Linked DNA regions of Homo sapiens: region 1 is linked to region 2. The links are chromatin loops, found by intact Hi-C in ENCODE. Cell type or tissue: dorsolateral prefrontal cortex. All regions are shown on one strand. Links, peaks and the distances in the headings refer to the core of each region. The heading gives the core; the rest is flanking DNA.

The links. Hi-C counts contacts between places; a loop is a spot of excess contacts. Peaks named below come from ENCODE experiments on the same cell type or tissue, not always from the same donor. Only the 100,000 strongest peaks of a DNase experiment are listed, where the experiment ranks them.
Region 1: a loop joins it to region 2, with 2.0 times the contacts of the local background. A loop is called at or near these places in 4 of 110 quality-filtered maps.

What each region holds. Positions count from the first base shown.
Region 1 is chr11:47,099,680-47,115,075 of GRCh38, forward strand. The region is part of intron 3 of CSTPP1 (centriolar satellite-associated tubulin polyglutamylase complex regulator 1); the gene reads left to right. Among named protein-coding and RNA genes, the nearest start is that of ARFGAP2, 70 kb to the right of the region's middle. In dorsolateral prefrontal cortex, for the core only: no CTCF peak of the experiment used is centred there; DNase peaks (open chromatin) are centred at 7,282, 8,702 and 9,926; H3K4me3 peaks cover 1,327 bases; H3K27ac peaks cover 7,187 bases.
Region 2 is chr11:46,893,158-46,907,079 of GRCh38, forward strand. LRP4 (LDL receptor related protein 4) reads right to left here. Exons shown (of 38, transcript NM_002334.4): 2 at 9,626-9,772; 3 at 7,105-7,221; 4 at 6,706-6,819; 5 at 6,230-6,346; 6 at 5,747-5,875; 7 at 5,401-5,520; 8 at 3,712-3,837; 9 at 3,053-3,178; 10 at 2,727-2,861; 11 at 2,009-2,134; 12 at 1,432-1,662. Among named protein-coding and RNA genes, the nearest start is that of LRP4, 18 kb to the right of the region's middle. RefSeq lists enhancers at 3,215-3,940, 12,772-13,606, 13,607-13,922. In dorsolateral prefrontal cortex, for the core only: a CTCF peak has its summit at 4,039 (motif pointing left); a DNase peak (open chromatin) is centred at 2,864; H3K27ac peaks cover 4,684 bases.

The DNA.
Region 1 (15,396 bases), core at 3,618-11,617, 210 kb after region 2:
ATAAGTGCAGTCCTGTTTGTATTGCCTTATTACACTGCTCATTGGAGAAAGTGTTTTCTTTGGTCACCTGCCAATGAAAAAGATTAGCCTTTTCCTGTATTTAGGATTGTTTCTTTGACTAGTTATGTTGGTAGAACAAGATAGACAAATGCTGCTGAAATTAGCAAATCAGTATTGGAACACAGTGATACTCATTTCTCCTCACTGCCCTTTCCAATTCATTGACAGTTGCCGCAAGCAGTATGAATGGGTTTTTTATAGGACTCTCTTTCTCTCCTTACCTATTCCAATTTGTATTTTCACTTTAGTTCCCTTGCTCTGATGTTCAAGACTTTAAAGGATTTGCCACTGCCCACCACACCATGCTTTCCTATTTTATAGGATCCAATAAGAAACATTTTTTCATTTAAATGCCTCTTCTATAACATGAGTCACCTTTTAGATTTCTATACCTTGTATCTTCTAGTTTCTATTTTAGTACAGAAAAATTATAGTTTCATCTTCTTTGAGGCAAGATATGAAGATTTTTTTTTGCCCTCCCTCAAATTTATTCCCTGTTTACAGCAAAGGAAGCCACTGGCTGCTTTTCTAACATTTCTCTATCAGAAGCTAGTTGAGCTAAATGTATATACTTTTATATTCCCCTTAATATGTTTAGATTGATCTGGGGTACATCTTTTGGATCTGGACATTATGAAACAAAGTTAAGCCCTTTAACCCATCATCAGCCTACATCTGTCTCTTCAGACAAAAAGGAAATGAACTTCCATTGCTGTAGGAAAAATTTATGTCACACATAAGGGCAAATTTGTTAGCAATAATGTTATTCAAGCCAGGTGTGGTGGCGCATGCCTGTAATCCTAGCACTTTGGGAGGCCGAGGCAGTGGATTGCTTGAGACCAGGAGTTCAAGACCAGCCTGACCAACGTGGCAAAACCCTATTTCTACTAAAAATACAAAAATTAGCCTGGCATGGTGGCATATGCCTGTAGTCCCAGCTCCTTGGGAGGCTGAGGCACAAGAATCGCTTAAACCCAGAGGCAGATGTTGCAGTGAGCCGACATTGTGCCACTGTACTCCAGCATGGGCGACAGAGGGAGACCCTGTCTCAAAAAACAAACAAAAGAGATAGTGTTATTCAGTACTGGGTTCCTAAGCAGTATTACAGTATAACCTTCTCTGAAATTCTTTGCTTTTGTTTTTAATAGAATAGATTTTCATAAGGAATGGATTAGGTGCAGACCTTCTTGACAGCATGAGATAACAAGTTATTTCTTGAAGTCACTCTTTAGAATAAATAAGTCGTATTTTATTCTGAGGGAATTTTTTTTTTTTTTTAGACAGAGTCTTGCTCTGTCACCCAGGTAGGAGTGCAGTGGTATAATCTTGGCTCGCTGCAACTTCCACCTTCTGGGTTCAAGCAATTCTTCTACCTCAGCCTTCTGAATAGCTGGGATTACAGGTGCCTGCCACCACACCGGCTAATTTTTTTTTTTTTTTTTTTTTTTTTATTTTATTTTTAGTAGAGATGGGGTTTCACCATGTTGGTCAGGCTGGTCTTGAACTCCTGAACTCAGGTGATCCGCCCACCTCAGCCTCTATTCCAAGGGAATTTTAACATTGATTTAATTGAGAGAATCAAAAGAGCCTGAGGGTAGTTTACAGAGAAGAGCCCTTTTAGGTAGTATTTTTTATTTGACTTGCCAACCTCTAATTCTCACTGACTTATGGTGAGTTTCAAGTATGGATAGTTTTAAGATGTGGTTAGTTCCCATGACTACAAAATAAAATATGAATTTCCCATGTTACTTGAAGACTGTTTGTGGGAGGTCTTCATTTAGGTCTTTGCATCTTCTCAGGAGCATATCATAATTTAATAGCCTGTCATCGGAACCCTGCAAAGATAGTGATATTCATCTTAGAAAAAAAAAAAACTTGCATACCTCCTATACAGCATTCTTTGCTGCCACCTAAAGCCATTTGCTCATGAAACAGTAACCTTTAGAACAATAGCCCGAGTTCTCTTCCTATCAGTCAATTCTTAGAGACTCTATTAGCACCTTCCTTTGCTTTTGTCCTGTCAGATGGAGAGACGGGGTTGGCAGAAGCAAAACAGCCTTTATAAATTTTTCTTAGAGGTCCGTGATCCTAGATTAAAGTAGGAATCAGAAGACATCAGGTCTAGAAATCCTCAGAGTGACCTTTTTTGACAGAGAAGATATTTATATGAAGAAACATCAGTGCCAATGACCTAAATTTAGCTATCTAACCTCTCAATATGATCATTTCTCTGCTTGTAAAAGGGGAATAGTGACACCAATCACTACCGTCCTCTGGAGTTTGAGAGATACTTAATGAAATAATGAACGTAATTCTCCTCTTGCAAGGGAATATATTGTTGACTTTTAGGAGAATGATTTGGGGGTCCCTAAGGGGCTTAACAATCTATTACCTCTCTGGCACTCAAATAGGATTATTGTAAAAAGCTAATCTACTGCCAAAAAGTAAGCCATTTATTCTGTGGATAGATCAGGTCCAGTGTGAAAAAAAGGATTTTGATCTCTTTTTTGGAATAACTATTACTAACTAGATAGGCACAAAGATGTCTTTTTTTTCTTTCTTTCTTTAAAAAAAAAATTAGAACAGAAGTGTAATTGTGTTTGATGGTTCACTTTGGGAGAATGTTAGGTTCAATCCTGAACACAGTAAATCAGATGATATACTTCTTTTAAAAAGCCTCTAGAATATGCCTTCTCAATTGAGGCAATATTGCCTCCAAGGGGGCAAAAATTGGTTCTTTGGGAGGCAAAAAAAAAAATTAGATATTATAATGGTTTGTGACCCTTAAAAAATATATAGATAGATAATATGTTCATGATATCAAAATTTCATGGGGAGTGGACAAATAGAAAAAAGGTCTAAAAAGCTAGGGGGTGATAATGAAAAAAAGACTGAGAAACTTTTCTCAAGTCTAGAATGTGCATATAACTGTCAATTACTCTTTCAGCTGTGTTTGTCCCTAAGCATGGGCAAGCTGCACATTGTCAGGTCGAAACAGCTTGCTATTGATTATTCCTTCAGTCTGAGAGGAACTGAGTTCATAGAAAACTTGAACGAAATGAAATGTATACCCTAAGGGGTAATGATTTCAGACAAACAAACGTAACAAACATCTACTTGTTAGAACCAATACTTTGCACTTTAAAATGTGGTTAAGCCTTTAAGGTAAGAGGTTTCTTTTTTCTCTTGCCTCTTTAGCCTTACAGAAAGGCACATCAAGGGTAGGAATGATCTTCAAAGTGCCTCACAGAAAAAAAAAAAAAAAAAAGCCAGATTGGGAGAAAGTGTGGCCCCAAAGGCATACTTTGGAGAGAGTGTGGCCCCAAAGGCAGGAAGGGAATAATTGACTAAATAGTAATGTAAAGTGTACAGCATCGGCAGGGTGTGGTGGCTTATGCCTATAATCCCAGCACTTTGGGAGGCCAAGGTGGGAGGATCGCTTGAGCCCTGGAGTTCAAGACCAGCCTGGGCAACATAGTGAGACCTCATCTCTACAAAAAATACAAAAAAATTATCCTGGTGTGGTGGCACATACCTGTAGTTCCAGCTACTCTGGAGGCTGAGGTGGGAGGATTGCTTGAGCCTGGGAGGTGGGGGTTGCAGTGAGCTGAGATCATGCCACTGCACTCTGGCCTGGGCAACAAAGCAAGACCCTGTCTCAAAAAAAAAAAAAAATGTACAGAATCAAAGTCAAGAAAATTGATGGGAATTGACACTGAAGTACTTAAGAAATTTTAAGTTTGCTCTTGCTGCTGGTATTAATAAACTTTCATATATCCAACATATTCTTCCTTCCACCTTTCTCATATGTCTTATTAGTTCTTTCAAACACTCAGAATGGATGGAATGATCCAAAATTGACTTGCTACATACTGGGGAATTTGGAAGGGACCTGTGTTTTGCTTAGCAGCCCTGAAACAATAGAATGGCCTTTTTTTTTTTTTTTTTTTTTTTTGAGACAGGGTCTCACTCTTGCCTAGGCTGGAGTAAAGTGGTGCTATCTCAGCTCACTGTAACCTCTGCCTCCTGAGTTCATGCGATTCTTGTGCTTCAGCCTCCTGAGTAGCTGGGACCACAGGTATGTGTTACCACGCCCTGCTAATTTTTTTTTTAATTAATGGGGTCTCACTATGTTGCCCAGGATCTCAAACTGCTGAGCTCAAGTGATCCTCCCTCCTTGGCCTCCCAAAGTGCTGGGATTACAGGCATGAGCGACTGTGCCTGATAATGGCCATATTTAAAGATATATTTTTTCCTCAGTCTCTGACTCTTCCTTGCTTAATCATCCTATTCTTTAATATACAAACCTATAACTTTGAGGAAAGAGAATCAGAGATTATTTCTCCCTACTTACCCATTTCATGGTGCGACAATGAGCACTCTTCTCCAAGCCAAGCATTTGATAAGCATTCATTGCTATGGGTATTTTACTGCCTTAAAGAAATCCACCCCAATTCCCTGCCGATTGATTTCTTAAGATCACAGAAGAAAGTGGAATGAATCCTAGAGAGGCCTTCAAGCTCCCTGACACCCATGGGGCCCACTCATCTCCACCCCCAATACTCCAATTTCAAAATCTAACACATTGTCCTTTTCTTAGTTCCTCAGTTCCCCGCCCTTCAGCTTCTCTTTGTTAGCCACTGGGTGGGTGTAACCAAACCTCAGTCACACTGTGGCCCCAGCAGCTGGGCTTCTCTCTCCCCCATTACATTGCAGACATTCTTTTCACATCATTTTGTCCTCTCTGCTGCATTCCCTACATTTGGCTTCATTCCCTCTGTGCAAACTTCTGTTTCAAGGGACAGCAGTTTGCCAAGGAGATGCTGGCAGAGAGGGTCCAGTTCTTTCCTTTCTATCTGAAGAGCCCAGTGTCATTCATTAGCATATGAGAAGAATGGTTGTAAATAAACATCAAATGAGGTTAACGAGCTGCAGCTCATCAATATTAATGAAGTCCACCTCACAGCCTTGGTATGAGGTACCAATGGCTCTAATCACAAGAAGCAGTTTCATAAGGCCCCAGTTACAGGGCAGGAAGGGTTAGATCCAGCGTGTTGAAATGTTTGTCATTTTATGACCCCAGGAATGCTGCAGGGTAAGGCAGTCTGATACCAGATCTGTGCTTGCAAACCCCTCTTGTGTTCAGTTTACATCTGTTTGTCTCAACAGGTGGAAGCCTAGGAAAAGGCTATATCTGCTAAGCCAGAATCTGGGGTGGGAATTCTCCAGGTCAACCTGCAGTTCCCAAATCAAAATGAAGTTCCAGAGTACCAGGGTTTGATCTCTCATTGCCCTTCCATCAGTTACCCCAGATAACCCAAACACTTGTTTCCAGTGTAGTGAAGGATGGTTTGAGGATCTAAGCCCAGCTTGGTAAGGAATGAAGAAACTCCCATTTCATGTAGCTCATGTGCCTGCCAGCCACCAGTTAAGTCCCTGTGCCTATTATTTAGAGGATTCAAAGAGTAACAAGGGCCAGGCATGGTGGCTCATGCCTGTAATCCCTACACTTTGGGAAGCAGATGTGAGGGGATCACTTAAAGTGAGGGGTTCCAGACTAGCCTGGGCAATATAGGGAGACCTCTCTCAAAAACAATAAATAAATAAAAATTTTAAAAGTAGTTGGGCGTGGTAGCCTGTATTCCCAGCTACTCAGGAGGCTGAGGTGGGAGGATCACGTGAGCCTAGGAGTTTGAGGCCACGGTGAGCCATGATCATACAACTGTACTCCAGCATGGGCAACAGACAGAGACTCTGTCTCTGAAAAAAAAATTTTTTTTTAATTAAAAGAAACAGTAAGTACAGCTATCATTTATTGAACACTTACTGTGTCCTAGGCATGGTACTAAACATTTTTGTTATATAATCCTCACAATAATCCCATGAAGGTATTCCCATTTTACAGATGAGGAAGTTGAAACTCACTGATTTGATGTCATGGGTCTAAGATCACACATCAGCAAGTGGCAGAAGAGGAGCTCAGATTTCGATCTGTCTAACTGCAGAGCCCATGCTCTTACTTCCTACCCTCTGTGGTATCATCTCAGAGCCAAGCACATAAAATGCAAGCTTTTGTGCTGCTCCTTTTCGTCAAAGATGTGTGTCCTCCAGTTTCAAGGGACTAAACACAAAGTAGTTCCCTGGAAGTAGAATCAGAAGGCTTTAGAATTAATTTTTTTAAGTCAAAGTGCCTCTTTGAAATTATTTTTAGAAAGGAAACTTTCATTAAATATGTTTTCCTTGATATATAAATTTGGGGTCAGAGGGATTAGGCTTTGAGAATATGTGTGTGTATGCATGACCCAGTCTGTGTTGATAGCCATGATACTGATTTATCCACCTTGTCACACTAGTTCCTTTTATGATTAAGCACACACCTTGCATGAGGTCAGTGACCATGGAACACAGGGAAACCGCTCCCATGGCTGATTTGAGCCTATGATCTTAGCCTCAATTACATTGTTTCAACAACTGAACGCCTGGTTTATTACTTAAAGTACTATCATTGTACTTTGTCTTAGGGGTGGGAAGGAGAACCGATCAAATTGTTGTTATCACAAAAGCTACACCTGATTGTTTGTAAAGAAGGACTTCTAGTGAAAGGATGAAAGTGAAACAGCTATTTCTCTTTCTTCTATTTTTCTCCTTGAAAATTCAGGGACCTAGGCCAAGACAGGCGGATCACTTGAGGCCAGGAGTTCAAGACCTGCCTGGCTAACATGGCAAAACCCCGTCTCTACTAAAAATACAAAAATTAGCCAGGCGTGGTGACACGCACCTGTAGTCCCAGGTACACGGGAAGCTGAGACACAAAAATTGCTTGAACCCAGGAGGGAGAGGTTGCAGTGAGCCAAGATCACACCACTGCACTCCAGCCTGGGTGATAGAGCAAGACCCTATCTCAAAAAAAAAAAAGAAAAGAAAAGAACATGAAAGAAAGAAAGAAAACTCAGGGACCTTACTTGGTAATTTTTACCTAGGCAAAATGCCCAGGAATGTTTCCACAGAATGGTACCCAAAGCCCACCCATGCAGGAGCCCTTCCTGCCACCAAGGTAACCAAGACTAGGAAGCAATTGAAACTGGGCCTTCCTTTCCCAGGCCTGTGGCTGTCAACTTGGCTCAGAAAGAGGCAGACTGATGACTTTGTCTCCTTACCCACTCACACTACCACACAGTTCTCATTTGAGCCTGGTCACATGGCTGTGCCTTCTTATGGCCAAACAAGGATACGCTGTTTCCCGTTCTTTGCACCCTGGGTTTGGCCTGAGCATCCTTAGATGAAACCATCAGGACCCCCAAACCTTGAAGCTTTTCCAGGGGCAAATTGCATGCAGGGGAAGGAGGGGCTGAGCTGTGTAGTGGAGCAGCGGATGGTGTGCAGTCGGGATGTTTGCAAGAGCCAAGGGGTTAGTTCATTGCTGCTTTGTATACTCAGGCACACCAGAAAACTCAGATTAATAGGCTGTTTATTCTTCAGCATGTTCCTTGAATCAAAGGCTCTGGATGGTATTATTAAAGAGTGTTTGTGAGAGCGCCCTGGAACACTCCTCCTGGGCTCCGCTCACTGAAGAGGAACGATTGAGTCCTTTCATTTCCTGGGCAGCATCCCTCTCACTCATTGCTCACTGTAGTATAAAGGTCTGTAGAACCTTTGTTAGAAACAGGATCTTTTGTTCTGTCCTTATGAGGTCCCATTACCTACAGCACCTTGATCTGTTGGAGTCTAATTATTTAATGTTCTTGTCTTTTGAGCTACCTGAACCTAATGAATGCAGTCCACTCTATCTCAGGGAGTTGTTTTGCTTTGGTTTTTTGCCTCTATTTGGCACCAGTTTCCTGTTTGGACAGTATTGCCTTTTATTTTCATGGTTTTTTTTCAAGGAGTTTGTCCAGGAGAGAAGGAGACATCCACCTGAAACCTACTCTGTGAAGCAAATGAATATGTTTTTTCTATTAGAAGATTCTCCTAAAATGTTCTGAAGTTTGTTCATATCTGGGAATTGAAGCACATTGAATTAAGAAAGAATTACTTCCTCCACCTCCACCCCTGCAATAGAGATTTATACTGGACAAGGTGGCAAAAAAAAATTAGGGGGAAACTGCTCGGTACAATTCCCCCCCAGTTCCCTTGGGGCAGCAGCGTGCTGCACATGAGGAATCACTGTACCTTGTTCCCCTGGCAGTGATACTTCTCTGTGGCCAGGCAAATACAGTAGTCCAGGCCTTCCACAACTTCTGCATGTGCGCATGTGCGCACACACACACAGACGCTCAAAACCATACCCCTCCTGGGCATCCCCTTAATAGAGGCATCCAGTATATTGCAAAGGTACTCATCACTATACACAGTGCAAATACTCAGCACTCGTTTATAGCAAACCCAGTATGAATAATTAGCAATAGTTTGGGATCTGGCACAACCCTTAATTACCACAACTAGAGGCCAGAAAATGAAATCAGGGTCATATATCTGAGGTTAGAACTCTAGAATCTGTCTGGCATCCTATAGCCCAAAGCACCACAGGGAGGTACACCTTGGAGCAATGGGAGCACTGTCATCCAGGAGACACTGTCCCCTCACTTTCCTCCAAAACCAGCACAGCTGTTTGCACGAGGGCTATCTGCCGTATATACAGTGAGACTAAGATATATATACACACCCTGGCGCTTCGCCTGATTTCTTCTGTGAAGTCCATCTGTTTATCCAGTTCCAGATCCCAAAAGGCAGTCACCAAAAACTAAATAGTGAGAAGGGACAGGCTTTTTTTTTTCTTTTTTGATAAACATGTTACAGTGAACAAAACAGATTTTGCAAACACATTCCATCTAGTAAATCTTACCTCACAGCTGTGTGAGAAGAGCTTGGAGGAGAGAAGGATGGGGAGCAGGAGGGTCTCAGGACTTGATTGGAGAATTAGAAAGTTCAGAAACCCACAAGGGTGGGACAGTTCAGTACTATCTACTTTTTTTTTTTTTTTTTTTTGAGATGGAGTCTCACTGCGTCGCCCAGGCTGGAGTACAGTGGCACAATCTCAGCTCACTGCAACCTCGGCCTCTTGGGTTCAAGCGATTCTCTTACCTCAGCCTCCTGAGTAACTGGGATTACAGGCGCCGGCCACCATGCCTGACTAATTTTTGTATTTTTAGTAGAGACAGGGTTTCACCATGTTGGTCAGGCTTGTCTTGAACTCCTGACCTCAAGTGATTCGCCCACCTCACCCTCCCAAAGTGCTGGGATTACAGGCGTGAGCCACCGCCCCTAGCCTATCTACTTCTTATAGGGTGATAATTGGCCTTTTCCCTTCATTCTAGCCCCTCATCCTAAACCTGGAATCTGTGATGGGCTCACCAAAAATGAAGATCTGGCTGCAGACTTTGGCTTCTTTCACTGAAAAGCTGATCTAGCCAGACTTTATCTTCAAAAGACAGGCCCTGCACTTCTGATGTTCCCTGAGCCTCTCCCACTGAGCCTACTCTCGTCCACTGTAGCCATGATGCTCTCTGGATTCAGACAATGGTGTGTTGTCCCAGAACACTGTATCTGGCCTGTCTGTGCTTCACATCTACCCCTTTGGCTAGGAAAATGAGGGACAGAGCTCACATCAGTAACTTGGATTCTGAGGACCGAGGACAAGCAGAAGAAATTGACCTTTTGCCTCAGAGGTGGCTGGATGTTTGTGTGTCTCTCTTCGATGTCAAATTGGCTCACTGAACCACTCAAGAGTTGTTTTTTAAAAATGTTCTGCTCACTCCTCATTTGCGGGTCAGATGCTTTGGATAATCCAGTGGAATTCTCTCTGCTTCACTGCTGGTTGCTGCCAGACACAGAGTGCTAAATCCTGTCAGTCGGTGACTTGAAATGATGATGTGTGAAACAGTGCTGCGATTTGGACATCCTGCACTCATTTGCATGGACTCCTTTGCCAGTTAACCACAGTAGTGAAATGGGGCAGCCTGGGGCAGCTTCCACAGCCCTTGCCTTATCTTTCCTCAGTGTCCCCACCCTCCCCCATGGCAGTATGTAGCTCCAGTAATTGGTAAGGCTTGGAATTCTGTTTCATTTAATATTATTCCCTTCCTAGGCATCATAGAGCAATTTCTTTAACATGCTAGATTGCAACATGCCAGAGACAGAGAAATAGCATTTGTGTGCAGAATGGAGAGGCGGGAAGCAAAACACTCTTGTTGCTGATTCCCATCTCCCGGTCTTTGCCCTTCCTTCTTTCCCTAGATTGCATGGCTGGCTGATTCTCATCTGGTGAGTTCTCAGCTCAAATGGTACGTTCTCAAAGATGAGCCTGGCACAGCCATCTCATGTGGTCCCACCCTCAGTCACTGTGTATCACACCACCCTGCCTGATTTATGTCATTGCTCTCCTCACTTCCTAAAAGTATTTCTTTCTTTGTTACTTTTTATTCTCTGTCTCCCCAACCACTGCCTCCACACATACACACTAGAATGTAAGTACCATGAAAATAGGGATTTTTATCTGTCTTATCCCTTGCTGTTTCCCCAGAATCTAGCACAGTCCCTGGCATACCTTTGACACTTAGTATATTGACTAAATAAGTAGCTAAGAATGTAGCAATTAAGAACTTCTAAAGCAAATATCCATGGTTACTATCAGGAAATAGTAAAGGCAGACAGACAGAGAGTTTGAGGAATGGAATGAGAAGACATGATTTCTTATACTGATTTTAATAATGGTCTTAATTACAAATTGAATACGTTAAGTCAAAGATCACAATATCGAGTCGCTCTTCATTTCTTCTGACTCAGACTAAACTGCCCCTTATTGAGTAGGTTAGGTCAGGGTCATAGAGACCAAGTACTACAAACTTCCTGGCCAAACTGGCATAATTGATGCCACAAAGTATGCCCACTTCCAGATTTCCACTGGGTGGTGCCTGGCTTTGCTTTCCTTAGGGCAGTTGCCAGAAGAAACTGGCACAATTTAAAGCAGTTTAAAGCCCAGCCTGGGTATCTTCATCTAGCCTTTATTATATTCTTGCCTGCCTCCAGTTCCCAAAAAGACTGCATTCCTGTCTGCAACTCCAGGGCCCTGAAGCCCCTTCAGTCATGAAAGCCATGGAGGTGGGTTAGCCCTGATCCACCCAGCGTGAGACAGTATGACCAAGAGAACACATCTTTTTTTTTTTTTTTTTGAGACAGAGTCTAGCTCTGCCGCCCAGGCTGGAGTGCAGTGGCGCAATCACGGCTCACTGCAAGCTCCGCCTCCCGGGTTCACGCCATTCTCCTGCCTCAGCCTCCCGAGTAGCTGGGACTACAGGCGCCCGTCACCACTCCTGGCTAATTTTTTTGTATTTTTTTAGTAGAGACGGGGTTTTACTGTGTTAGCCAGGATGGTCTCGATCTCCTGACCTCGTGATCTGTCCGCCTCGGCCTGAGAACACATCTTTAGTCCAGCAGATACATGGCACTCATCTCCTCAAGAGTCCTTCACCCAAACGAGAATTATTAGCTTCTCAGAAGTTATCCTTTGTCTTGTTGGGGCAAGATCTGTGCCTAGTGTCAAGAGAGAGATGTTAAAGATTAAAGAGCCTCCACCAGGAAAGGGAATGGTTTTGCCTGAATCTCTTAATTTGTTTTTCCCCGCTACGAGTGCATTCATGTTGCTGGGCTCCCTGGCTTACTCCCCGGTGGTTTGTAGTCATTTTCATCATGACTTTGCGGTTGCATTGATATCAGAATGAGTTTCGACTGCTGTACGTGATGCTTCCATGCTCCATTGCTTTCTCTCTTATGTTGCTAACGACTCTCCTGTTGGCTTCAGCCCTTAGCCAAGCCCACCCCACTCCACACCCCACTCCTTCCCTGTCTTTTATTGATGCTATGTTGACTTTGCATGCCTCAGTTAGTTCAGTTTTCTGAGCACCTGCAGAGAATTAACCATCTCTGCTTGCTGCTGCGGATCACCTAGGCCTTTGATCTGTTTGATTTCTGTACTTCTAAAAATGTTGAAGGACTCTCTAACCCCACCAAAGTACATAAATGGTGCTACAGTTCCTGTAGCCTGACCTCCTCCAGACTAGCTCTGCTTAGGGAACAGAAGATCTTCATGTAAATACAGATGTAGATACCATTTATTAAATGTTTTCTATGTACGATTTTACTGTTCTAAGCACTTAATGTGAATATTTCATTTAATCTTTGCTTATAGAGCTAAAAGGCCATATACATGAACTGGCCCATTATTTCTCTAACCTCATCTCTTCTTCCTTTCCCTCTTATTCTTTTGGCTCCTGCCATGTTGGTTTCCATGCTGTTCCTCTTACCCAATAGGCACACTCCCTCCTTAAGACTGTAATGGCTATTCCCTCTGCCTGGAATGCTCTTCCCTCAGATGTCTGTATCAGTTACTCCTTAACCCCTTCAAATCTTCACTTGAGTGTTACCTTCTCCATTAAACCTACCTAGACCACTCTAGAGAGAATTGAACCACCAGTACCACCTCATATTCCCTATCTCTGACTTGCTGTATTCTCTTTTTTTCCATTATATTTATCACTGAATCTCTTAATTTGCCTCAGTTAACTTTCTATATAGCTTATTTGTTTGTTTGTTTGTTTGTTTTTTGAGACTGAGTCTTGATCTGTCACCCAGGCTGGAGTCCAGTGGCACAATCTCAGCTCACTGCAGCCTCTGCCTCCTGGGTTCAAGCGATTCTCCTGCCTCAGCCTCCTGAGTAGCTGGGATTACAGGCATGCACCACCATGCCCGGCTAATTTTTGTATTTTTTGTAGAGACGGGTTTTCACCATGTTGGCCAGGCTGGTCTCAAATTCTTGACCTCAAGTGATCCGCCTGCCTTGGCCTCCCAAACTGTCAGGACTACAGGCGTGAGCTGCTGCGCCCAGCCTATTTGTTTATTTTCTTTATCATTCATTATCTGTCTTCCCCACTGCAAGATAAGCTCCATGAAGGCAAAGAGCTTGTCTATTTCTTCTCTAATGTATCCTAAGCACCTAAAAAGTAACATGTGACACATAATAGATGCTACATAATATCTATTAAGTCAGTGAACTTTGTCCCCTAAAAACCCATGCTGTAGGTTCTTCTGTTATCCCCATTTTGTTTATTTATTTATTTTTATTATATTTTAAGTTCTAGGGTACATGTGCACAATCTGCAGGTTTGGTACATAGGTGTACATGTGCCATGTTGGTTTGCTGCACCCGTCAACTCATCATTTACATTAGGCAAATCTCCTAATACTATCTCTCCCCACTCCCCCAACCCCACGACAGGACCCGGTGTGTGATGTTCCCCGCCCTGTGTCCAAGTGATCTCATTGTTCAATTCCCACCTATGAGTGAGAACATGTGGTGTTTGGTTTTCTGTCCTTGTGACAGTTTTCTGAGAATGATGGTTTCTAGCTTCATCTATGTCCCTGCAAAGGACATGAACTCATCCTTTTTTATGGCTGCATAGTATTCCATGGTGTATATGTGCCACATTTTCTTAATCCAGTCTATCATTGTTGGACATTTGGGTTGGTTCCAAGTCTTTGCTATTGTGAATAGTGCCACAATAAACATACGTATGCATGTGTCTTTATAGCAGCATGATTTATAATCCTTTGAGTATATACCTAGTAATGGGATGGCTGGGATGGCTGGGTCAAATGGTATTTCTAGTTCTAGATCCCTGAGGAATCACCACACTGACTTCCACAATGGTTGAATTAGTTTACAGTCCCACCAACAGTGTAAAAGTGTTCCTATTCCTCCACCTCCTCTCCAGCATCTATTGTTTCCTGACTTTTTAATGACTGTCATTCTAACTGGCGTGAGATGGTATTTCATTATGGTTTTGATTTGCATTTCTCTGATGACCAGTGATGATGAGCATTTTTTCACATGTCTGTTGGCTGCATAGATGTCTTCTTTTGAGAAGTGTCTGTTCATATCCTTTGCCCACTTTTTGATGGGGTTGTTTTTTTTCTTGTAAATTTGTTTGAGTTCTTTGTAGATTCTGGATATTAGCCCTTTGTCAGATGGGTAGATTGCAAAAATTTTCTCCCATTCTTTAGGTTGCCTGTTCACTCTGATGGTAGTTTCTTTTGCCATGCATCAGCTCTTTAGTTTAATTCGATCCCATTTGTCTATTTTGGCTTTTGTTGCCATTGCTTTTGGTGTTTTAGTCATGAAGTCCTTGCCCATGCCTATGTCCTGAATAGTATTGCCTAGGTTTTCTTCTAAGGTTTTTATGGTTTTAGGTCGAACATTTAAGTCTTTAATCCATCTTGAATTAATTTTTGTATAAGATGTAAGGAAGGGATCCAATTTCAGCTTTCTACATATGGCTAGCCAGTTTTCCCAGCACCATTTATTAAATAGGGAATCCTTTCCCCATTTCTTGATTTTGTCAGGTTTGTCAAAGATCAGATGGTTGTAGATGTGTGGCATTATTTCTGAGGCCTCTGTTCTGTTCCATTGGTCAATATATCTGTTTTGGTACCAGTACCAGGCTGTTTTGGTTATTGTAGCCTTGTAGTATAGTTTGAAGTCAGGTAGCATGAAGCCTCCAGCTTTGTCCTTTTTGCTTAGGATTGTTTTGGCAATGCGGGCTCTTTTTTGGTTCCATATGAACTTTAAAGTAATTTTTTCTAATTCTGTGAAGAAAGTCATTGGTAGCTTGATGGGGATGGCAGTGAATCTACAAATTACTTTGGGCAGTATCACCATTTTCTATCCATGAGCATGGAATATTCTTCCATTTGTTTGTGTCCTCTTTTATTTCGTTGAGCAGTGGTTTGTAGTTCTCCTTGAAGAGGTCCTTCACATCCCTTGTAAGTTGGATTCCTAGGTATTTTATTCTCTTTGTAGCAATTGTGAATGGGAGTTCACTCATGATTTGGCTCTCTGTTTGTCTGTTATTGGTGTATAAGAATGCTTGTGATTTTTGCACATTGATTTTGTATCCTGAGACTTTGCTGCAGTTGCTGATCAGCTTAAAGAGATTTTGGGCTGCGACAATGGGTTTTCTAAATATACAATCATGTCATCTGCAAACAGGGACAATTTGACTTCCTTATATCCTAATTGAATACCCTTTATTTCTTTCTCTTGCCTGATTGCCCTGGCCAGAACTTCCAACAGTATGTTGAATAGGAGTGGTGAGAGAGGGCATCCTTGTCTTGTGCCGGTTTTCAAAGGGAATGCTTCCAGCTTTTGCCCATTCAGTGTGATATTGGCTGTGGGTTTGTCATAAGTAGCTCTTATTATTTTGAGATACGTTCCATCAATACCTAGTTTATTGAGAGTTTTTAGCATGAAGGGCTGTTGAATTTTGTCAAGGCCTTTTCTGCATC
Region 2 (13,922 bases), core at 1-8,000:
AAGGAGTCAACCCAGGCCCCCATGTCCCATAGTAATAGGAGCAAACTCTTACAGGAAGCAATTTTTTGGGCCAGGCACTATTGTCATCACTTCAGATACATGAATTCATTTAAGCATCACAACTCTGTGAGCTAGATACTGTAATTTCCATGAGGATGAGGAAATTGAGGCACAAAAGAGTTAAGTAACTGTCCAAGGGCATGCACTTCCTCCTCACAGTCAACCATACATCACTTTCTGAATTCTGTCTCCCTGACGCATTCCCAGGGTCCCCCACTGCACTGACCCAGGGGTTTGTAAATTGTCATCTGGGGTTTTGCAGAGGCATTTCAGAAATTCCCTAGGCATTTGAGTCCAATGTGCTTGATACCAAATTAGAATTTGACCACTTCACCTATTTGTAAAATAGCCTGAGATTGACAAGTGAGCTGTTTCTGTGGTTTTTTGTTTGTTTGTTTCGAGATGGAGTCTCACTCCCATTGCGCAGGCTGGAGTGCAGTGGTGCAGTCTCGGGTCACTGCAACCTCCACCTCCTGGGTTCAAGAGTTTCTCCTTCCTCAGCCTCCCAAGTAGCTGGGATTACAGGCATTTGCCACCATGCCTGGCTAATTTTTGTATTTTTAATAGAGATGGGGTTTTGCCATGTTGGCCAGGCTGGTCTCAAACTCCTGACCTCACGTGATCCGCCTGCTTCAGCCTCCCAAAGTGCTGGGATTACAGGCGTAAGCCACCACGCTTGAACTATTTTTTTTTTTTTTTTGAGACGGAGTTTTGCCTAGGCTGAAGTACAATGGCGTGATCTCGGCTCACCGCAACCTCCACTTCCTGAGTTCAAGCAATTCTCCTGCCTCAGCCTCCCAAGTAGCTGGGATTACAGGCATGCGCCACCACGCCCGGCTAACTTTTGTATTTTTAGTAGAGATGGGGTTTCTCCATGTTGGTCAGGCTGGTCTCAAACTCCCAACCTCAGGTGATCTGCCCACCTCAGCCTCCCAAAGTGCTGGGATTACAGGCGTGAGCCACCGTGCCTGGCCTGTTTTTTTAACAATCTATAAAACATTTTGATATACTTATCCAGGTCAATCAGAATATTCTTAATACTAAGCAATCGAAACAAAACTCAGAAATAAACTAGATGCAAAGGCTGATGGAGAACTCTGTCATCCATAAATCTGATTCCCATGATCACAACCACCAACGTGGTCTCATTATTCTCACTGATTGAGCTCAATCATGAGCAAATGTTATATTTGAACCTATAAAATTGATATACATTAACAAATGTTTTCTATATTAGGGCTCCAACTAAGATTTCCCTGGAAGAAAAAGATGTCCTGCTGCCTAAGGTTTGCAAACCACTGGCCTATTCCTCCCACCGTTGCTGCGCATGTGGCATGGCTCTGCCCCTCTCCATGGGGCCTTGTTCCCTACCTGGGCTCTCCAGCCCAGTAGACACAACCTCCTCCACGTTGCTGCCGTTGAGGTTGGCACGGAGGATCCGGTCCAGGGTGACATCTGACCAGAAGACAAGCTCGCGGCGGTGGTGGAAATCAAGGGCAATGGCATTCTCCAGGTTGTTAAGCAGCAGTGTGTACTCAGAGCGGTGTGGCAGCACCTGCCGGATGTCGATGCGATTGGCGAACAGCAGCACAGGCTCTGGCCCTGGGAAACAGTATAAACATGGGATACCCACTGGGTTTCAGAGCCGCCCCTGGTACCCATCAGCAGGTCTTCAGCTGACCGATGGAGCCACTTGCTCACAAGGACATGCCCCAAGCTGTCAGCATCAGTACCAGAAGAGTGGCAACCTTTAAACTATATTCCTCCACCCCTCCCCACCCCACTCCACCCCAGCAGCATTTTTCTTGGGGCTCAGAATGCAACTGTTGCTGCATTTTACTGTGACAGAAATCTCTCTACCTCTCTGCAAATCCCTGAGCACCAGAGTACCTGGCCTTCCTCCATGCTCGGCCCTCTGCCCACCCAGCCAAGTGCCAACAGCCCTTACCCAGAGCCTTGCAGCTGCGCCGGTCGGGCCGTAGTTCATAGCCTGTTTCACACCAGCATTGGAAAGCCCCTTCGCTGTTGGTGCAGCCCTGGCTGCAATACCCCTCCTCGGCACATTCATTCACATCTGGGAACACCAGGCAGGTCAAGAGATCTCCCTTCTGTCGTCCTCCCACTCCCGCTCCCAGGCTGCCGAGCTGCTTTTCTGCCCACATCCCCATCTACTTTCCAGGCCTAGTGGGAAGGCTGTCTAAGAAATGGTTAAGGGCGGCCGGGCGTGGTGGCGCACACCTGTAGTCCCAGCTACTCAAGAGGCTGAGGCAGGAGAATGGCTTGAACCCAGGAGGCGGAGGCTGCAGTGAGCCGAGATCGCACCACTGCACTCCAGCCTGGGCGACAGAGCGAGGCTCCATCTCAAAAAAATAAAAATAAAAAATAAAAAAGAAGAAATGGTTAAGGGCTTTAAGGTCATGCAGACCTGGGCTGGAATCCCAACTCTGCTACTCGCCAGCTGTGTGGCCTTTGGTAAGCTACTTATCCTCTCTGTGCTTCAGTCTCCCCATCTGTGAAATGGGAAGGATGATCCCCACCTCCTAGGGTTATTGTGAGGACGAAATGAGGTCACACCGTTCAAATGCCTGACCCATAGGAAACACAGCTGCCTGTCTGCTGCCCCTGCTCAGAACCCCGACTCTGCTGCAAACCAGGCCCCAGCTCACCTTGGCACGTGTGCCCATCCTCTGTGAGCCGGTAGCCTGTGTGGCAGGTACACTGCACTGCCCCCCGCACCATCTGGCACTTCTGGGCACAGCCACCGTTGTTAACATTGCAGTTCTCCTCACCCGTCCGGGGCCCTGTGCCAGCCAAGCCAGAGTTGGGAGTTGAGCCCAGAATCCTCCCCCAGAGAGCCAACTTGGCATTCCACCTGGACCACAAAGAACAGCTCCCAAAGCTGCAAGAGTCCTGAGGGAGGATTCCCTTTGAACCCTATGGGTGGGGTTCGGCCACAAACCATGGGCCAGGTCCGCCCACTGGGGACACTCACGGCAATTCTGCTGTGGGCTTTCGTCGCTGTTGTCACCACAGTCGTTGACCCCGTTGCACAGCTTCCTCTGCCCAATGCAGCGCCCATTCCAACACAGGAACTGGTCCAAGGCACATTGGGGGCTTCCTAGAGAGATGGAGGGTCAGGTCATAGCAAGGCAGGGCTTGGGCCAACAAAGAGATGGGAGCCTGTCATTTTCTAGGGTAAGCTGGAGACAGATGAGACTCAAGGTGGGAGGGTGAGGGTCCTGGGCAGGAAGCAGCTCAGACAGGGCTGGCTGAATGTCTGCATTTGCTTTCTCCCCAGGACTCCACAGTGGGATGGTGAGGAATATGGAACAGAATGAAAAAGTGCAACCACATGCTCAATACTGGGTGTGGCCAGGGGAGCACACATGGGGGCTGCCAGATGGAGGGTAGTCCTTCCTCACTAGACCAGAGCTAAAGGCACTGGCTGTGTGTGAGTTAGAATAGGAGTGGCAATTGAAACTCGCAGCTCTGATACTGTGCTCCAGGCCATAAGGCCGCAGGTCAATGATGCACCTGGATTTTACACTGGTAAAACCTCAACCCAACTGGAAAGATACCAAAGCACCCTCTTTTCCACCCTTCCACCCCAACTATAGGCTAAGGGTTCTGGGGCACCCCGGGAGACACCACCTGTATTCTCACAGTTCTCTTCATCGCTGTTGTCTGCACAGTCGTCCTCCCCATCACAGCGCCAGGACAGGCGGACACAGCGGCCTGAGTGACAGCGGAACTGTTCTGCCGTACACATGGAGGTGGCTGGGCAAAGCAAAGGCTTAATGAAAGGTGGGCCCCATTTCAGCCTGAAATTCTCCCTGCCACCCAAATCTGCAGCTTATATCAGTACCCATGCCACTCTTGACACCGGGATCACAGCTGGTCTATATAGTGTCTTTGTGTGAATCAGAAAAAAGTATCCTTTCCTCAAGACACTTTACTGCCATCTGCTGGAAAACTGCCATGATGAGTATATAAATCTATTATGTGACTGGCTTCCCTTTGGACATATTGCCTCTGCACAGTGCACAACCTACACAACTGTACATGGTGGTGGTCTTACCCAGTGTCTTCAAGATTTATGGGTAGTGGCCTGTTTGTCTTTTTTTTTTTTTCTTTTTATTTTTTTATTTTTATTTTTTTTTATTTTTTAATTTTTTTATTATCATTCTTGGGTGTTTCTCGCAGAGGGGGATTTGGCAGGGTCATAGGACAATAGTGGAGGGAAGGTCAGCAGATAAACAAGTGAACAAAGGTCTCTGGTTTTCCTAGGCAGAGGACCCTGCGGCCTTCCGCAGTGTTTGTGTCCCTGGGTACTTGAGATTAGGGAGTGGTGATGACTCTTAACGAGCATGCGGCCTTCAAGCATCTGTTTAACAAAGCACATCTTGCACCGCCCTTAATCCATTTAACCCTGAGTGGACACAGCACATGTTTCAGAGAGCACAGGGTTGGGGGTAAGGTCACAGATCAACAGGATCCCAAGGCAGAAGAATTTTTCTTAGTACAGAACAAAATGAAAAGTCTCCCATGTATACTTCTTTCTACACAGACACGGCAACCATCCGATTTCTCAATCTTTTCCCCACCTTTCCCTCCTTTCTATTCCACAAAACCGCCATTGTCATCATGGCCCGTTCTCAATGAGCTGTTGGGTACACCTCCCAGACGGGGTGGTGGCCTGGCAGAGGGGCTCCTCACTTCCCAGTAGGGGCGGCCGGGCAGAGGCGCCCCTCACCTCCCGGACGGGGCGGCTGGCCGGGCGGGGGGCTGACCCCCCAACCTCCCTCCCGGACGGGGCGGCTGGCCGGGCGGGGGGCTGACCCCCCCACCTCCCTCCCGGACGGGGTGGCTGACCGGGCGGGGGGCTGACCCCCCCACCTCCCTCCTGGATGGGGCGGCTGGCCGGGCAGAGGGGCTCCTCACTTCCCAGTAGGGGCGGCCAGGCAGAGGCGCCCCTCACCTCCCGGATTGTCTTGTTTTTTGAGATGTCATCTCACTCTGCTACAGGGACGCCGTCTCGGGTCACTGCAACCTCTGCCTCCTAGGTTCAAGCGATTCTCCTGCCTCAGCCTCCCGAGTAGCTGGGATTACAGGCATGCGCCACCACACCCAGCTAAGTTTTGTATTTTTAGTAGAGATGGGGTTTAACCATGTTACCCAGGCTGGTCTTGAACTCCTGACCTCAAGCAATCCACCCACCTTGGTCTCCCAAAGTGCTGGCATTATAAGCATGAGCCACCGCGCCCAGCCGGTAGTGGCCTCTTTGGCTCCACAAGCCTTCTCCTTAGTTCAAGCCCAACCTAATTCCATTTCCCCACTCACTGCAGTTGCGCTCATCAGACTGGTCATCACAGTCCGCGTCACCATCGCAGCGCCAGCCTGCATTGATGCACAGGCCACTGTCACACATGAACTCCCCAGAGCGGCAGGGCTGGTGGGAGGCTAGGGAAACACAAGACTTCTGTCTCTAGCCAGTCTGTGCAGTGTCCCATGGCAGACTAGAAGGCCACAGCCCCAGAATCCCAGTTCCTCCATCTCTTCCCAAGAGGGACCAGAAAATCCAGAAACTCCTCTCTGAACTCCTGCCCCAGCTGGCGACTGTGCCTTGCCACCCAAGCAGTTCTTCCCAGCCTGGCCTCCCCACCTCCCAGCTGGCCAGAGTACTCACAGCAGTCAGACTCGTCTGACCAGTCTCCACAGTCATCGTCGCCATCGCAGTGGTAGATGTCGAGGATGCAGCGTCCATAGGCACACTGGAACTCCTCCAGGTTGCAGGGGGGCGCTGGCACTGCTGAGGCTGGAGGGAAGGCAGGGGTGGGGAGGGGCACACACTCAGGCCTGGATGAAGGAGAGGGGCCCTGATTCCTCAAGCAGGCAGGATGCTCAGGCAGGAGAGCTTCTTCAAGTGAGATGTAACCAGGTTTCATCTGGGACAGCCCTTATAGACGCCCATATTCAGGTGGACCAAAGGAAGCCTTCCCTTCCCACCTGGGGAACTTGCTCCCTCCCTAGCTCAGCCTAGGAGGAGCTGCTGCTGAGGCACCCATGCTCCTTGCCCTTGGTACATGCACTCCTCAGCCTCGCCCTTAGCCAATGGGCAGAACTGTCTGCCCTCATCCAACCCAACAGCCTGAGGTCTGGGGCCACTCACGACAGTTCTCCTCATCGGAGCCATCTTTGCAGTCGGTGTCACCGTCGCAGTACCAATGCTCAGCAATGCAGCTTCCGTCACTACAGCGGAACTCCTTGTCGGAGCACTTGCGCATGTCTGGGGGGATGCGATGGGACAGCAGTTCTGAGGGGGCCCCACAGGCAACCCTCTCACCCTCCTCTCTGACTCCCAACCTCACTGGCTTTGGCGGGTCTGACCTAGCCCCCGAAAGGCACCCCAGAGTCAGTGCAGACTCTCCAGGGAGAACGGAGGCCCTGGAGAGACTGGGCCTCAGCCTCCTGGTCCACAGTTTCTGGGGGGTCTGAGCGGCTCTGCCCCCTCTGCGTTCCTCTAGCTGCTCCAGATATCTGGGCAGTTGGAGGTTTGGCAGTGCTAGGGCCATTGCTGCTATCTTCTCCCATGGCCAGGCCACCCACTGGCCACCTTGCCTGCCTTCCCCCGTTGGGGTCACCCACCACACTGCTCATCGCTGTTGTCGCCACAGTCATTGTCACCATCGCAGTGCCACAGACTCCGGATGCAGTAGCCATTCTGGCAGGGAAACTCGTCCTCCTCACACTCCCGGGGGGCTGTGGGCACAGAGCAGTCAGGCTGCTGCAGGCAGTGGGGGTCTGGTGCCTGGAAGCCTGACTTAAAGCCCTCCGGAGCAGTCAAGTAGCTCCAGTGCTGCCCTGAGGGCTCCGAAGGAGGTGGCTGCCTCTCAGCAGCTTATCTGACTTCGAGAGGAAGTGAAAGGACAGGACAAAGTGCTGAAAACACAAGGGCTCATGTGGACCTGGGGCATTGCTTTCTGATTGAAAATCCTTTCCCAGTGGAACTCAATGGAGTTCCGCCCAGCCTCTGCCAACACTCACGACAGTCCTGCTCATCCGAGTCATCCTCACAGTCGTTGTCCCCGTCACACACCCAGGAGCGGCGGATGCACTTGCCATTGTCACAGTGAAAGTCAAGAGGGGAACAGGTAGGTAGTACTGAATCCCAGGAAAAGAAAAGAAAAGTCAATCAACCTGGTATTCTTACTCAGGCTCAACTAGGCCAGATAGCCTTTTGCTCCAAATCCCCTTGTCTTTTTTTCTTTTTTTGAGACCGAGTCTTACTCTGTCACCCAGGTTGGAGTACAGTGGCGCAATCTTGGCTCACTGCAACCTCTGCCTCCTGGTTCAGGCGATTCTGACTCAGCCTCCCAAGTAGCTGGGATTACAGGCATGCTTCACCACACCTGGCTAGGTTTTTTTGGTTTTTGTTTTTGTTTTTTGCATTTTTAGTAGAGACAGGGTTTTGTCGTGTTGGCCAGGCTGGTCTCAAACCCCCGACCTCAGGTGATCTGCCTGCCTCAGCCTCCCAAAGTGCTGGGATTACAGGCATGAGCCATGGCGCCTGGCCTTTTTTTTTTTTTTGAAACAGAGTCTGACTCTGTCACCCAGGCTGGAGTGCAGTGGTATGATCTCGGCTCACTGCAACCACCGCCTCCTGGGTTCAAGGAATTCTCATGCCTCAGCCTCCCGAGTAGCTGGTGTTACAGGTGCCCGCTGCCACACCCAGCTATCTTTTTTTTTGTGTGTATTTTTAGTAGAGGTGGGTTTTCGCCATGTTGGCCAGGCCAGTCTCGAACTCCTGGCCTCAAGAGATCCACCTGCCTTGGCCTCCCAAACTGTTGGGATTACAGGCGTGAGCCACCACACCCAGCCCCCTTGTCTGTTTTATAGTCCTTCCTTACTGACTCCTAGGCCCATCCCCAGCTGATGGAGAAGCTAAGCAGAAACTGCAGCTAAGACAGAGATTCAAAAGGTAATTGTGGTGAGGGGTTCACAGGGTAGGGGAAGAACAACCCAAAGAACTCACAGGAGCTAAGAAAACATAAGAAAAACATGAGCAAGAGAAAGAAGCGCCTTTTTCCCCTCCTTTCCTCTTGTTAAATGATGATTGACACACCCGGGCTCAATTTCCAGTTCATTACGTAACACTCTGAGCAAGTCATTTACCCTCTCTGAGCTGAAGTCTTTTTGGCTGTACAATGGGGATAATTATACTCAGTTCATAGAGGCCTTTTGATATAATGCCTATGAAAATGCTACATGAAAGTGAAGCATTTATCATCAACACAATTAGCTGAACTGGTTAGGGTTAATGAGGTCCAGGTTGTACCTCCGTTCCCATTAGACTAATTAGCCACCCTCAGACATAGATGCTACAGGTAGGTCAGAGATTGCGCCTCTAATCCAGACTATTGGCTTAGCAGGGATATTTCTATATATCCAAGACAGGTCACCCTGGCCAACTGTGCAGATGTTACCATGCTAGGGGAAAAGGGAGACTTAAGGAAAATATAAGTTTTTTTTTTTTTAGACGGAGTCTCGCTCTGTCGCCCAATCTGGAGTGCAGTGGCGCGATCTCGGCTCACTGCAAGCTCTGTCTCCCGGGTTTACACCATTCTCCTGCCTCAGCCTCCCAAGTAGCTGGGACCTCAGGTGCCTGCCACCACGCCCGGCTAATTTTTTTGTATTTTTAATAGAGACAGGGTTTCAGCGTATTAGCCAGGATGGTCTCGATTTCCTGACCTCGTGATCTGCCCACCTCAGCCTCCCAAAGTGCTGGGATTACAGGCATGAGCCACTGCGCCCGGCCTAAGAAAATATAAGATTTCTTACAAAGTTACTAAGAAAGGTGTGGCTGGGCGTGGTGGTTCATGCCTGTAATCCCAGCACTTTGGGAGGCTGAGGTGGCTGGATCACTTGAAGTCATGAGTTCGAGACCAGCCTGGCCAAAATGTTGAAACCTCATCTCTACTAAAAATACAAAAAATTAGCTGGGCATGGTGGCACATGCCTGTAGTCCCAGCTACTCAGGAGGCTGAGGCAGGAGAATCACTTGAACCTGGGAGGTGGAGGTTGCAGTGAGCCTAGACTGTGCCCCTGCACTCCAGCCTGGGAAACAGAATGAGACTCTGTATCAAAAAAAAAAAAAAAAAAAGGTTTTATTGTACAAAATACCAAAATAAGAAACATAGAAATAATCCACATTTGTGTATAGTATATAAATTTTAAAACGCACAAATATGCGGTACATATACACAAACATATTCACATAAATACAGAGAGACCTATTTAAAGAAACTCCCTGTTGTGTTCTCTTACACGTGTTGTCAAGTTTGTTTTCTTGGACATATATGCATGAACCAACCAAAAGAAACACAGGAGAGTTGGAGCCATATATAGTGAAGAAACTACCCAAATGTCAATATCTATCAAGCTTGCAAAAGACCAACTCTCTGAGTCCGACACAGTTGATGCAGAAAATACTCCATCAGCCTTGTCCTTGCCCCCCACCCCCAGGTCCCTCTCCACCACCTCCCACTGCCTCTGGGGAGGTACTTACTACATCCATCCTCATCGCTGTGGTCCCCGCAGTCATTGTCTCCATCACACTGCCACTGGGCAGGGATGCAGGTACACTCTCCAAGAGCACTCACTGCACATGTGAAGTGGCTCCGACCACAAGCACACTCGGGGCTGCTGGCCAGGCCTGGGCGGAGGGAAAAGGAATCAGTGAGGGCTCAGCTCCCACTCAACCCAAGCCCATTCCGAGGGGAAAGTAGAGGAGCCTAGTCCAGGGGCACTGTCACCTGGAGAGTCACAGTGACACTTCAAGGGAGATGCAGGCAGTAAAACCATGCCTCCTCCAGGGCATAAACGACCCAGCAGATACCCTCTGACTTTGGGCTTACAAAGAGTCCAGGTGACCCGCTCTATGACAGGGCTTTTTTGCATGGCACCTCTAAGGGCCCAGAAACAGATGATGCCACCTAGGCTAGGCACAGTGGCTCATACCTATATCACAGCACTTTGAGGGGCTGAGATGGGAGGATTGATTGAGCTCAGAAGTTCAAGACCATCGTGGGCAACATAGTGAGACCTTGTTTCTACAAAAAACTAAAAAATTAGCTGAGGGTAGTGGCATGTGCCTGTAGTCCCAGCTACTTGGGAGGCTGAGGTGGGAGGATTGCTTGAACCTGGGAGGTCAAGGCTGCAGTGAGCTATGATCACACCACTGCACTCCAGCAGGTGCAACAGAGCAAGACCTTGTCTCAAAAAAGAAAAAAAGAAACAACCCCCTCCAAAAAAAAATGATGCCACTCAGAGGTTTGGTGCTTTTGAAGAAGAGGAACAAGGGACAGAAAGGGTGATGTTGAGAGGCCTCCATAGCCTTCTCACTAAAACTAGGTTGAGATATGGACGCTCTGCCTCTGTCTTGGACCAGACCCTGGGATGTTGGCCAGGGAGGGCAAGAACTAATGGTGGAATTAAAATGCTGGAGCCTCTTTAGGATAAGGAATCCACACAGGGGAGCAGGAAGCAGGGTGGGCTGCTCTGAGTCCCCCAGGCCACCTCAGGGCAGAGTAACTGGGACCTGCCAGGGCCTTCCTGTCTGTGGCACAGGCCACAGCCTTGAGGAAGGCTGGCAGATGCAGCCTCTCCCCCGGCTTCAGCAGCACGCAGCTGGGCTTCCCTATTGAGCATCGAGCTATCTGCCTGGCCAAGTCCCATGACCAGCTGCTGTGCCCCCTCCCCAGCGTGCCCAGCAGGATGCCCTGGGATGGCGTGTGAATGGCTCAGTGCCCTGCTCCAGCCTCAGCTGGAACAAAGGGTTCTGCCAGGGTCACTCTCCCCCCTCCCAGCATTCATCCAACCCGCTGGGCTGCTCTGCTCGCAGCTGGGGAAGGAGGGGGCCGCAGCGCATGGCTCATCTCTCCCCCTTCCTTTCTTCTCCTCTTCCTTCCCTCAGCTGGACCCTGCCCTCAGGCTGGGCTGAAACAGAGAAGGAGTCAGCTCGAAATTGTCACCCCTCTTCCTATACTCTGTACCTGGTCCAGCTTTTCTCTCTCAGCTCATCTCCTTGATGTACATCCTTGTCTCACATTATAATTCCTTGGCCTAGCCTAGGGCTTAGGGCCAGGATAAAAAGGTGTGCTGCCATGCCCTCCAAAAGCAGGGAGAGAGCTCTAGAACTTTCCCTCTCCATCTCAACCCCAAGAGTAAGTGCAAGCATAAGGTAAAACTTCCTAGCCTGCAATGCATGGATGGATGGATGGATGGACGGACAGACGGATGGATGGATGGATGGATGGATGGCTTTTGGGTTCTGTGAATCCCTGATGCTACAGGTATAATGTACGTTTCTGGGGTAAGGGATCACAGCTTTCACCAGATTCTCAACTGAGGCCTGGCCCTCTCCCTCCACATGCTATGGTAATCAGCTGCTCTAGAAAAGATGCAGGATTGGGCTGGGCACGGTGGCTCATGCCTGTAATATCAGCACTTTGAGAGACTGAGGCAGGTGGATCCTTTGAGCACAGCAGTTTTGAGACCAGCCCGGGGAACATGGCAAAACCCTGTCTCTACAGAAAAGAAATTTACAAAAGTTAGCCAGGCATGGTGGTGGACACCTGTACTCTCAGCTACTTGGGAGCATGATGTGGGAGAATCACTTGAGCCCGGGAGGTTGAGGCTGCAGTGAGCCATGATCTCACCACTGCACTCCAGCCATGGTGACAGGATGAGACCTTGTCTCAAAAAAAAAAAAAAAAAAAAAAAAAAAGATGCAGGATTTCCTGCGGAAGCCAAGTGAGGTCCAGTTGGGAGGTGCAGTGTCTCTAGACCTCACAGGAAGGCCTTGCTCCAAGCCCAGTGCTCCTGTCTCTTCGGGTCTCTCTACAAATGCAGGGTAGAGGATTCTTCCCCAGGAAGCACTAAAAGACCCAGGTGCCCCTGCCCCCACTCCATCCTTTCTGGCCTGAGAACTCTGAGAAGGGAGGAGGGTTTTTCTCACTCAGATCCTGGACAACACAGCCTGAGGAACTTCAGTAGTATGACAGGCTCAGCACAGCTGTAGGCACCCTTTTGGTGAACTCTAGCTGGATTGAACAGCAAAGATGTTTAATTCCACTCCATGTGATGGGACTCCCCGGTACACAGATCCCCTTCATGGGGTATCATGGTGAAGAAAAAGGATAAGGCTAATAAGGATCTCAACTGGGGATATTTTGTCCCCCGGAGGACATTTAGCAATGTTTGGAGACATTTTTGGTTGTCCTGCTTGGCGGTGCTTACCGACATCTGGTGGGTAGAAGCTAGGGATGCTGCTAAAGACTCTATAACGTGTATAATTCTATACAGGATTACACGCCTGTAATCCCAGCACTTTGGGAGGCCCAGGTGGGCGGATCACCTGAGGTCAGGAGTTCAAGACCAGCATGGCCAATGTGGTGAAACCCCCGTCTCTACTAAAAATACAAAAATGAGCCGGGTATGGTGGTGGGCACCTGTAATCCCAGCTACTTGGGAGGCTGAGGCAGGAGAATTGCTTGAACCCAGGAGGCAGAGGTTGCGGTGAGGGGAGATCATGCCATTGCACTCCAACCTGGGCAACAGGAGCGAAACTCCGTCTCAAAAAAAAAAAAAAAAATCTATAACATGCAGACAGGCCCCTATGACAAAGAATTATCTGGCCCAAAACATCAACAGAGGTTGAGAAATGCTGCTAACCACACACAGTAGGGAGTGGGGATGTACCAGACGGGAGTTCAGGATGAAAGCTGTGGAAAGGACAGAGAGGAAGTAGGGGGGAATAGGAGGAGGAGGTTAGGCAGAGGACAAAGCACTGGACCTGGAGCAGACAGACTTGGGTTCCATCGACCAGCCAGTTGACCTTGTGCAAGTCACGTAGCCCCTTAAGCTTCAGTTTTCTTGTTTGTAAAAAAGCCACAAGGGGCTGAACATGGTGGCTCATGCCTATAATCCTAGCACTTTGGGAGGCTGAGGCGGGCAGATCACTTGAGGTCAGGAGTTTGAGACCAGCCTGGCCAACATGGTGAAAACCTGTCTCTACTAAAAATACAAAAATTAGCTGGGCGTGGTGGCGCACGCCTGTAGTCCCAGCTACTTGGGAGGCTGAAGCAAAAGAATTGCTTGAACCATGGAGGCAGAGGTTGCAATGAGCAGAGATCACGCCACTGCACTGCAGCCTGGGCAACACAGCGAGACTCTGTCTCGAAAAAAAAAAAAAGCAACAAAGATTAGACAAGAAAATAAAGGTGGAAAAAACTAATCTTATGCCTTGGCACACCAAAGATGTTCAATAATGGAGGCTGGGGTGTGCAGATGCAGGGCTGTGCAGATGCAGGGCTGTGGAGGCTAAATTTTTCCAAAAGGCCTTGATATTAAGAATCAGAGTACCAGAATAGAGCAAGTAGAGCAGTGTCCTGGGGCTGCGTGCAAATGAAAAGTCATACTGGTAGGGAAGAACCTTAAGCTCCGTTTGTTTTTTTAGGGCCCCACCCCCGCCTTTGGCTGAGTGATAACAGAAGTCCCGATTTCCCCCGCGCAGACTGTAGGAACAAAGCATTCCATCGGTGGGCATCAAGTTAGTTGCAGGCAGTTGAAGGGCCTCGACTTCCTGCATGTCAAATCAACATCTCAGCGTCCGCTGCAGTGAAGGGCGGGCAGCCACCGGTCAGGCAAACGCTTGACTTGGGCATTCATACAGTAAACAGACACATTATACTCCAAAAAGCCAGCTCTTCTGGGCAACTGCTGTCCCTCTGGGGTCCTCAGAGGTGGAATTCTGCCTTTTCACTCAAGTCCTGGCTGTGATCATAAAGGCAGCTTTTAACCCT